Regions from separate parts of the Homo sapiens genome. Here region 1 is linked to region 2. A link is a contact called in ENCODE POLR2A ChIA-PET data. All regions are on one chromosome and are shown on one strand. The core of a region is the stretch at or near the end of the contact, and the rest is flanking DNA. Distances in the headings are between cores, read along the strand shown.

The links. ChIA-PET counts read pairs that join two places held with the same protein, here RNA polymerase II (POLR2A).
Region 1: POLR2A ChIA-PET joins it to region 2 with 11 read pairs in BJ. The contact joins two enhancer-like sites. POLR2A ChIA-PET finds 5 or more read pairs at or near these places in 4 of 52 experiments (BJ, GM12878, HepG2 and 1 more).

The regions. Positions count from the first base shown.
Region 1 is chr20:50,661,985-50,667,050 of GRCh38, forward strand. The region is part of intron 1 of RIPOR3 (RIPOR family member 3); the gene reads right to left. Among named protein-coding and RNA genes, the nearest start is that of RIPOR3-AS1, 19 kb to the left of the region's middle. RefSeq lists enhancers at 3,909-4,409, 4,410-4,910. Within about 2 kb of position 1,649, at least 13 of the 41 ENCODE cell types and tissues checked have a DNase peak (open chromatin) inside an H3K27ac peak, as active enhancers do.
Region 2 is chr20:50,517,547-50,521,940 of GRCh38, forward strand. All of the region lies in intron 1 of PTPN1 (protein tyrosine phosphatase non-receptor type 1), which reads left to right. Among named protein-coding and RNA genes, the nearest start is that of PTPN1, 9.4 kb to the left of the region's middle. RefSeq lists a silencer at 3,080-3,129. Within about 2 kb of position 2,030, at least 8 of the 41 ENCODE cell types and tissues checked have a DNase peak (open chromatin) inside an H3K27ac peak, as active enhancers do.

The DNA.
Region 1 (5,066 bases), core at 399-2,898, 140 kb after region 2:
GTTGTCGCCACATCTGCCCTCGAATTTCCCTTCCAGCTGGTTCTGCAATCAGCAGCCCCTCCAGACATCCCTGGGAGGCTCCAAGGAGCTGACTCCTGATGAGGAAAAGGATCAGCCGCAGACTCACTCCTCCTCCAGCCACTTCCAGACCCACGGGAGGCGTGGGTGTGACCCAGACTACCTGGGAGCATCTGCTTTTGTCTTTATCCAGGGCAGGACCCTCTGAAGGAGGAGCCCTCAGAGAAGAAGGGAAAAGCCAAAAGGAATTAAAAGCCAATTTCCAAATGGAAATAAATAAGCAGTCATAATTGGCCACATTGGTGAAATTGGGCACTAAGGGCCAGGCAATGGGCTGTGGGATAATGTCACTTGAGGCTTACGGCCACGCTCAGAGGAAGGTGCTGAGGTCCAGGGAGGTTCAGGCAGGTGACATGACTCACCCAGAGCCACTGGCTGGAGAGTGGCAGGGCTAGCTTGGAGCCCAGGTGGTGGACTTCATAGGTGCAGCCGTGACTGCTGTCATCCCTCCCATGGGGAGTTGTTGCAGAGAGTGAGACACAGCGCCCTAAGCTATTTCTCCATCTGGTGTGCCTGGATGCCTCTGCCCACCCAGGACCCTCCTCTCGGGTGGCCCACCACTGCCCTTCCATCACAGTTCATACCTTCTCTCGTGGACCCACAGGGGTGTCCACTGGACCAGGACCCCAGGGAGGATCCCAGTCCTGGCCCCACCACTCTCTGGCTGGTGACACGGGGGAAGTCAATTCTTTCCAAGCCTCAGCTTTCTCACCTGTACAATGGGAGTTTGTGCTAGACAAGAAGTTTTCAGGACGGACACAGTGGCTCACGCCTGTAATCCCAACACTTGGGGAGGCCGAGGCGGGTGGGTCACTTGAGGTCAGGAGTTCGAGACCAGCCTGGCCAACATGGTGAAACCTCATCTCTACTAAAAATATAAAAATTAGCCAGATTGTCATAGCGCATGCCTGTAGTCCCAGTTACTCGGGAGACTGAAGCCAGGAGAATCACTTGAACCGGGGAGGTGGAGGTTGCAGTGGGCCAAGATCTCACCACTGTACTCCAGCCCGGGTGACAGAGAGAGACTGTCTCAAAAAAAAAAAAAAAAAAAAAAGTTTTCAAACTGCTGACTGCACCTGTTTGTAGGCCCTGAGCTCAACTGAGTGAGTCACACAGGTATTCACTGACGTGATTCTGCCTCCAAGGCCACATTTTCTCCAGTGCACCTCTGTCCTTCAGCAAGTGACCTGAGGCTGGGACTGCCACATGCTGCCTCCCATCAGCACCTTACCCAGACCTACTGCTGGCTACAACGTGCTTAATGATTGTCAGGTGGCTCACATACCCTGTTCTGTTCGGCTTCACAGTGTCTGCCAGCCCGTGGAGTATGGCACAGTGGCTACTAGCCAGGGTCAGGCAGTGCGACTCCACCTCTCCAAGCGCCCCAGTGCAGCGTCTGATCATAGGGAATAACTCTACCTGCTTCACAGGACTATTCTGTGAATACTAATTAGGATAACATATGTGAAGGTCTTGGCGTTGTGAGCACATGAGCCCAAGGTCAGCTCCCTAAAATGATGAAGTTCATATCACAAGAGGCCCCTAGAGGTCAGGACAGCCTTTCGGTACCTTTCTATGGCAAACAAGCGGCTGGTTCTCTGCCACCTATTTTCTCCCCTTCATTGGGCAAGACTGAGCTGGCAGAATAATGGCCACATCAGTATTTACTCTCTACTTTCTGGCTTCCCTAGATTGGTGCCAGCCATTTGTCCCCCCATCCAAGACAACCCTGATCCCCATCCCCAGAAGGAAAACACCTCACCTCTCTCACAATTTGAGAATGGCTGTCAACTCGAGCACATTATTAGATTTAATTGTATCTAATACTTGAATACCTAATATATTACTTTCTCTCTCTCTCTCTTTTTTTTTTTTTTTTTTGAGATGGAGTTTCATTCTTATTCCCCAGGCTGGAGTGCAATGGCGTGGTCTCGGCTCACTGCAAACTCCGCCTCCCGGCTTCAAGCGATTCTCCTGCCTCAGCCTCCCGACTTGCTGGGATTACAGGCTCTCGCCACTACACCTGGCTAATTTCTGTATTTTTAGTAGAGACGGGGTTTCACCATGTTGGTCAGGCTGGTCTCGAACTCCTGGCTTCAGGTGATCCACCTGCCTCGACCTCCCAAAGTGCTGGCACTATAGGCGTGAGCCACCGCACCTGGCCCCAATATATTACTTTCAAGGACAAAAACTGCAATTACTTTTGCACCAACCTAATATTTAAGGTAGGACACCGTGAAGCCCAGTGAGATCTCTGTGGTGGACAAACAGCGTGGCTGCTAGGCTGTGAGCCCTCCCGCCTGTCTGCTCTCCATGCTGTGCGCCACTCCTGAGAGCTGGGTCAGCAGTCGCACTGTTGGCTTTGCTCTGACCTCGAGTCTATTTCTTTTCCATGTGTGTGTGCAGCCGCTGCCTGGAGTGGAAATCTCCACTGAGGGACAGACCTTCTTTCAAGGCTCACATCAGGCAGGATCCCACGGGAAAGGGGGCTGGCTGAGTCAGGAGGGTTCTCTGCCTGAGTTCCCGTGTGACATTGGGCAAATCACTCAACGCTCAGAGCTGCGCATTTTTATCTCCATCTGCTTGGAGCAGGAATTGCAAAGAGTTTCAGCTCAGGTTCCAACGCCAAGGTGGGAGATATTGGTTGCTTTGGGTATAGTGTTGAGATAGATTCTGAGGCTGTGTATGGGCTCACTAGGAAAGGGTGCTGTGTCTGCCATGAAGTGGGAAATCGGTGGGGGAAGAAAAAAGAAACCCGGCTGGGCACGGTGGCTCACACCTGTAATCCCAACACTTTGGGAGGCCGGGGCAGGAGGATCACCTGAGGTTAGGAGTTTGAGACCAGCCTGGCCAACATGGCAAAAACTTGTCTCTACTAAAAATACAAAAATTAGCCAGGCATGGTGGCGCATGCCTGTAATCCCAGCTACCTGGGAGGCTGAAACAGGAGAATCACTTGAACCCAGGAGGCAGAGATTGCAGTGAGCCAAGATCATGCCACTGCATTCCAGCCTGGGTGACAGAGCGAGACCCTGTCTCAAAAATAAAACCCAAAAAACAAAACAAAACAAACAAAAAAACCCCATGGTGCTGGCCGGGTGCGGTGGCTCACGCCTGTAATCCCAGCCTTTTGGGAGGCTGAGGCAGGAGGATCACTTGAGCCCTAGAGTTCAAGACCAGCTTGAGCAACATGGCAAAACCCTGACTCTACTAAAAATACCAAAAAAAAAAAAAAAATGCTGGACGTGGTGATGTGTGACTGTGGTCCCAGCTACTCAGGAGGCTGAGGCAAGAAGATTGCTGGAGCCTAGGCCTGTCTGGCTAACTTGGCTCTACCTTGGCTCAGAGCCCCCTCTTCCTTTTTTTTTTTTTTTTTGAGATGGAGTCTCGCCCTGTCGCCCAGGCTGGAGGGCAGTGGTGTGATCTCGGCTCTCCGCAACCTCCGCCTCCCGGGTTCAAGCAATTCTCCTGCCTCAGCCTCCTGAGTAGCTGGGATTACAGGCACGCACCACGACACTGGGCTAATTTTTTGTATCTTTAGTAGAGATGGGGTTTCCTCATGTTGGCCAGGCTGGTCTCGAACTCCTGACCTTGTGATCCACCCGCCTTGGCCTCCCAAAGTGCTGGGACTACAGGCATGAGCCACTGTGCCTGCCGGGTGGGTTTCTTATGGCGAATGATCCCACACCACTTTTCAGTGCACGTAGTTACATGGAGTAGAACACAGACAGTCACACCTCCACGTTCTTTTGGCCACCATGACTGGTTCAACCAAGGAATCTGCTCCAAGCTAGGTGAAGGAAAATCAGCCCTAAGGCCCCCCGTCGCCACGCACCTCACTGTATCCAGCTATACCTAAAGCCAAACCGAATCCCAGACATCTAAATTTTATGAGCCAGTAAATTCCCTTCTTTGCTTAAGCCAGTATAAATCAGGGTCCCATCCCTTGTAATGCTGAGTCCCAAGGCCCAGACTCTGGGCCTTTCGTTTTTCCATTCAGGCCCCAGAATGAAGACCAAGGAAGGGTTTATTAACATGACAGTGAACATCTAGGGCCTTATATACATTTTTCTTCAATTCAGCCAAGACAAGAGGCCTAGAATACAGAGAAAGGACACCCATTTCTTTTCTTTTCTTTTCTTTTCTTTTCTTTTCTTTTCTTTTTTGAGACGGAGTCACGCTCTGTTGCCCAGAGTCACGCTCTGTTGCTGGAGTGCAGTGGCGCAATCTCGGCTCACCGCAATCTCCGTCTCCCGGGTTCAAGCAATTCTCCTGCTTCAGCCTCCCAAGTAGCTGGGACTACAGGTGCCTGCCACTACACCCAGCTAAATTTTGTATTTTTAGTAGAGATGGGGTTTCGCCTGTTGCTCAGGCTGGTCTCGAATTCCTGACCTCAGGTGATCCACCTGCCCCGACCTCTGAAAGTGCTGGGATTACAGGCGTGAGTCACCACGCCCAGCCTAGGACACCCATTTCTTTGTTTGTTTTGTTTGTTTTTTGTTGTTGTTTGTTGTTTTTTTGAGACGGCGTCTCACTCTGTTGCCTAGGCTGGAGTGCGGTGGTGCCATCTCAGCTCACTGCAACCTCTGCTGGGTTCAAGCGATTCTCCCTCCTCAGCCTCCCAAGTAGCTGGGACTACAGGCGTGTGCCACCATGCCCAGCTAATTTTTGTATTTTTTGTAGCAATGGGGTTTCACCATGTTGGCCAGGCTGGTCTCTAACTCCTGGCCTCAAGTGATCCACTGCCTTAGTCTCCCAAAGTGCTGGGATTACAGGCGTGAGTCACCGCGACCAGCCTAGGACACCTATTTCTTCAAACATAGGAAGAAACATCTTATCTGCATGATCCCTCCTGGGGAGCTATCTTACGGTCTTATGTGATAAGGTGACCTCTCCTTTGGGTGAGTGGAGTAAAAAAGCGGGCGAGGTATCTGGAATATGCTTCTATCCCTCCTAACCTCCCCTACAAACAAAGCTTTCCTGAATGC
Region 2 (4,394 bases), core at 780-3,279:
CTGTGCCCGGCCCAGCCCTTTTTTTAAGAGAAAAACGTATGACATCGTTCGATTTACTGAGTGCTTATGGTTTTACTAAGGCAGTAAGGTTTTATGGATACCCTATGGTAATTAGATAGAATTAGTGCTCTGAAGTCAGCTCTGTAATATGGACTCAGAGTAAACATGGCAAAGGGACACTTAAGGTCTGCATTTTCTCTGGGAAATAAACGTATTCTTTACTACTCTGAATCTAGTGCTGGGAAATTCTAAATCCTTCTTGAGGATTAACCACTTGAAGTAAAGTTTTGGGTCCCAAGTAGGCTTGTGTCCCTGTCTCCTTCTCTTTACTTTTCAGATGTTTCTTCCTAGAGACTGAGGTATATTTTACTTTTACAGATGAAGAAGGAAGCCTCGGCTGTGTTTGTGGCTTTTGTGGGTGAGCAACATCACTTGCAAAGATAAGATGAGCATAGCAAAACTAGGCTTTCAAAATAATTTTTAAAAATTTCTTAGTGATTAGAAAAGGAAAACTCTTCCCTTGTCTCTGTTAAGAAACGTTTTTCGACTTTTTTCCTTTCTTAATGGATCTTTTATTGGCACTTCTCTTCCTTTTGCAGAATCTTACTTAAAAGTCACTACGTTACATTACAGCAAACAGCTTAGCTAATTTTTATCCAGATGGGCCCCGGTTACAGGATTGTACACTATTGCGAATTTCTTACAGGAAAGTGAACATCAAGTAATTATTCCAAATAGAGTTCTCTTAAGAACGTGAGTTACTTAAAAATGTCTAAGGATGAAGTCACTTCTGAATATAACTTCACTCAAGAGAACAAATAAGCAAACTGCATTTAGCATAACATGGTAAATTAGCTTTAACTCTCCTTGATGTTTGAACATTTGTCGCTGTTAACTACTGTTTCACTTTTCAAATAGTCAGGGCTTAGTTTGCTTCTGTAAGGATAAAGGGAAAATACGCCTTCACTGAGTCATAAATATTTTTGTGGCTAACTTTTGCACAGAGAAAAGAGGCCTCTAAGAAGGTACCCAGTGAATTTTTTTTTCGGGGCAGGGAGAGAATATGTCATTTTTTGGTTTGTTGTTGTTGTTGTCATTGTTTTGCTTTGTTGTTTTTACTCTGAACTGAACTGTATCTTGACAGCACTTTTGAATTAAGAGCATTACTCTTATTGTTCTCTACTACCTGGACGCCACCTCCCTGTTGCCATAGTGTTAAGGATCATGCTCCGAGGTGGGGTGAGGCAGAATGGGGCCAAGATCAGAAAGTTACATTAAGCTACATCAGGTTTATACAAGCATAAAACCAAATTTTTGGAGCAGTCCCCAGAATACAACCTGGTTTAGCCACACCTAAAGGTTGCTCTTGAATATTCCTTGAGAATCCACATCCCTAGAATGCTGGGTTTCAATGGGCCCTTTATGTACCTATCATGGTGTCATTTCTGAGCATTTCTAAATATTCCTTCATGTCTTACTGACAGTTTTTCTTGAATAAATCTTAGGAATATTAGTGCCATTATCAGTATTTTGTTTGGTCTGTTCACACCACAAATAACTACCCAGGTCTGCTACTTGCCCCTATTTCTCTACCTGCTAATGAAAATGCTTTTGAAAGTTTGAGTAACAGTATTGGAGTGTGCACAGTGGTATTGGTAGGTTCTGTACTCATCCTTAACCACTTGTTTTCATCCTTTGTGAGCTTGAAGTTTCTCCAAAAAATTTATCACAAAACTTATCAGACATAGTTAATACACTCAGAGAGAGAATCACTGAAAAAGTAGATGTAGTTTAACAAACCCAGTGCCTTTTTTTTACCCATGAATACATATTTGTCAACTAAACCTCATTTTGCAACTTGTTCCACTACTCGAATGGTAACAAACTTTTGGTTTCCCAATAGATTTGGAAGATGTTGCTTTTGAAAGTAGGAAATAGATGGCTTTAGAAGATGGAAGAATATTTTGTTTGAAGTGGGAGCGTGGTATGTCCTTAGCTGTCTGTGAAATGCAGCTGAAGATGGGTGTGGGCCTTCATCTGCATTTCCCATCTTCAGTTTGAGGAGGTAGTTACCCTTCTAACCACTTAAGAACTGCATGGTACATGCTGTTTTATTTACAGGGCAAAACTGTGCTCCCGTAGTTTCCCTGGTGCTTGCCTTCACGTTAACACAGTGTCATCGTTTGGCAGTGTTTATGTGCCAGGGTCCATGTTAGAAGGAGGAAAGGTATAGCGAAGTTAAAGGGTGCAGTTGGCCTCCCACCTTTAGTTTTGTAAGTGCCTTTAAAGTTTGATTTTTGTAGGTTGATCATAAGGAAGTGATAAGTATGTTAGGTTATTTGTGGTTTGAGCTAATTTTAGTCTCTTTTTACAGCTTGCTTTGTATCCTTTGCCATTAAAACATGCTTTCTAGAAAGACAACTTTTGAATGTAGGACACAGTCTATATTCTATACTTGGCTACATTTCAAAAAATATTTTCTCAGTACTTTGGAAGTTGGACAGTTGGAAGCATAGTGACAGTATTTAAAAATCTTTGATTCCGGCCGGGCATGGTGGCTCACGCCTGTAATCCCAGCACTTTGGGAGGCCGAGGTGGGTGGATCACTTGAGGTCCGGAGTTCAGGACCAGCCTGACCAACATGGTGAAACCCTGTCTCTACTAAAAATACAAAATTAGCCGAGCGTGGTGGTACATGCCTGTAATCCCAGCTACTCAGGAGGCTGAGGCAGGAGAATCGCTTGAATCTGGGAGGCGGAGGTTGCATTGAGCCGAGATCATACCATTGCACTACAGCCTGGGGGACAAGAGTGAAACTCTGTCTCAAAAAAAAAAAAAAAATTAAGTGATTTCTTTGCTTTGTGACACTTCTACTTTTCCAGCAAGTAAATTATATTCTTTCATACAGGTATGAAATTCTTGTTCCAAGCTAGTGGTTAAAAAGGCACAGTTGATATTAGAGGATTTGTAAAAGATTATGACCACGCCTGCAATGTACTGAAGCAAGGCTTTGCTGGGCTGTGTATAGGAAACCTTCCCCAGCCTGTGCCCTTGCTTGATAGAACATTTTGCTCCTAAGGGTAGGTGCCTGTATCTGTCTCCAGTACTGGTTAGTTTCACACAGAACAGTTGTGTTTCAGAGCTTTAGTCTCAAGCTGCCCTGCTCCCCTGAAGCAGCCACCCTGAGCATGTGCACTCACAGGAGGGGACATGTGAGGTCATGGAAGAAGACGACTCAGGAAGAAGAAGACTTGGGTTTGGGTTCTGACTCTGCCTTTGACTGTTGTGGGATTTTGAGGAGTTGCATACAGGATCTGTAAAATGTAGTCATTAGACTAGACTAGACAGCCATATAGCATTACCTAGATGTAACTTTCTACAAAGACATGGTCACAGGAGAAGACCAGAGGGTGGGGTGATCTTTCTGGAAAAATTGGGGCTTCATGCCTTACTCATGCTAGATATGGTAGCATTATATGGCTGTGCCTGATCCCCCTAATCTAAAAGTGGGACAGAACTTTAAAATTTCATATTAACTCAAATTAAAACTTGAAAAAAACCCATTATTTCCTTAAAAATAATAAAATGCCCTGTGGGGGCATAAGTCACATTATATTTTAAAATTCCTGAATGCCACATGGATGAATGTAGTTCCTTTTGAAATTCTTCTTTTGTCTAAAGAGGAATGTTGGATTTTGTAATTGGACTAAAAAATCTTCCATTTGAGAGAGAAACAGTCTGCTGCATGTTCTACCCTTGTTCAGGATAAAACCCACTAATAGCTAACATTTATTGAATTCTGTGTTGTGCCTCAGGCACTGTGCAAAGTCCTTTACATGCAATGCTGTTTATTATATACTGTCAATTGGTCTATAACAGCAGGAAATGTTTCAGGAGGACAATGAGGTCCCAGACCCTCAGTCTTCTCCTGTGTCCTGGATTCAGCTTCACAATAGCACTATGGCAGTGTGGCCACTGCTTCAGCTTCCACATACATGGCTGTGAAGAGAGACAGGGGATTGTGCTAAGCCTCCCCGATTTATTAGGACATAGGAGGAGAGAGTTTGTAGTTTTTGACCTTTGCCTAGTTTTCTAACCTCTTTCCTAGATGTCACAAATTGGCCACCCACAGTCATATTTTGCTTGCTTCACGCAATGCTTTTTAAAAAAGAGAAGAGTTTAATTTGTGCCATTGTTTATAAATGAATCAGGAGAAATGACATGCAACTCTGGATTCTGGCCTCTCTTGAAAAATCTGAAAATCACACCGTCTGAGCTTACACTGGCAGTGGTCTGCTGGACTGAGGGACACAACTCCTTTTGGATGTACATGTGTGCGTTGCAGAGTTTACCACAGTCCCACAGTGGGTCACACTGTCCTTGTCGGTGTACAC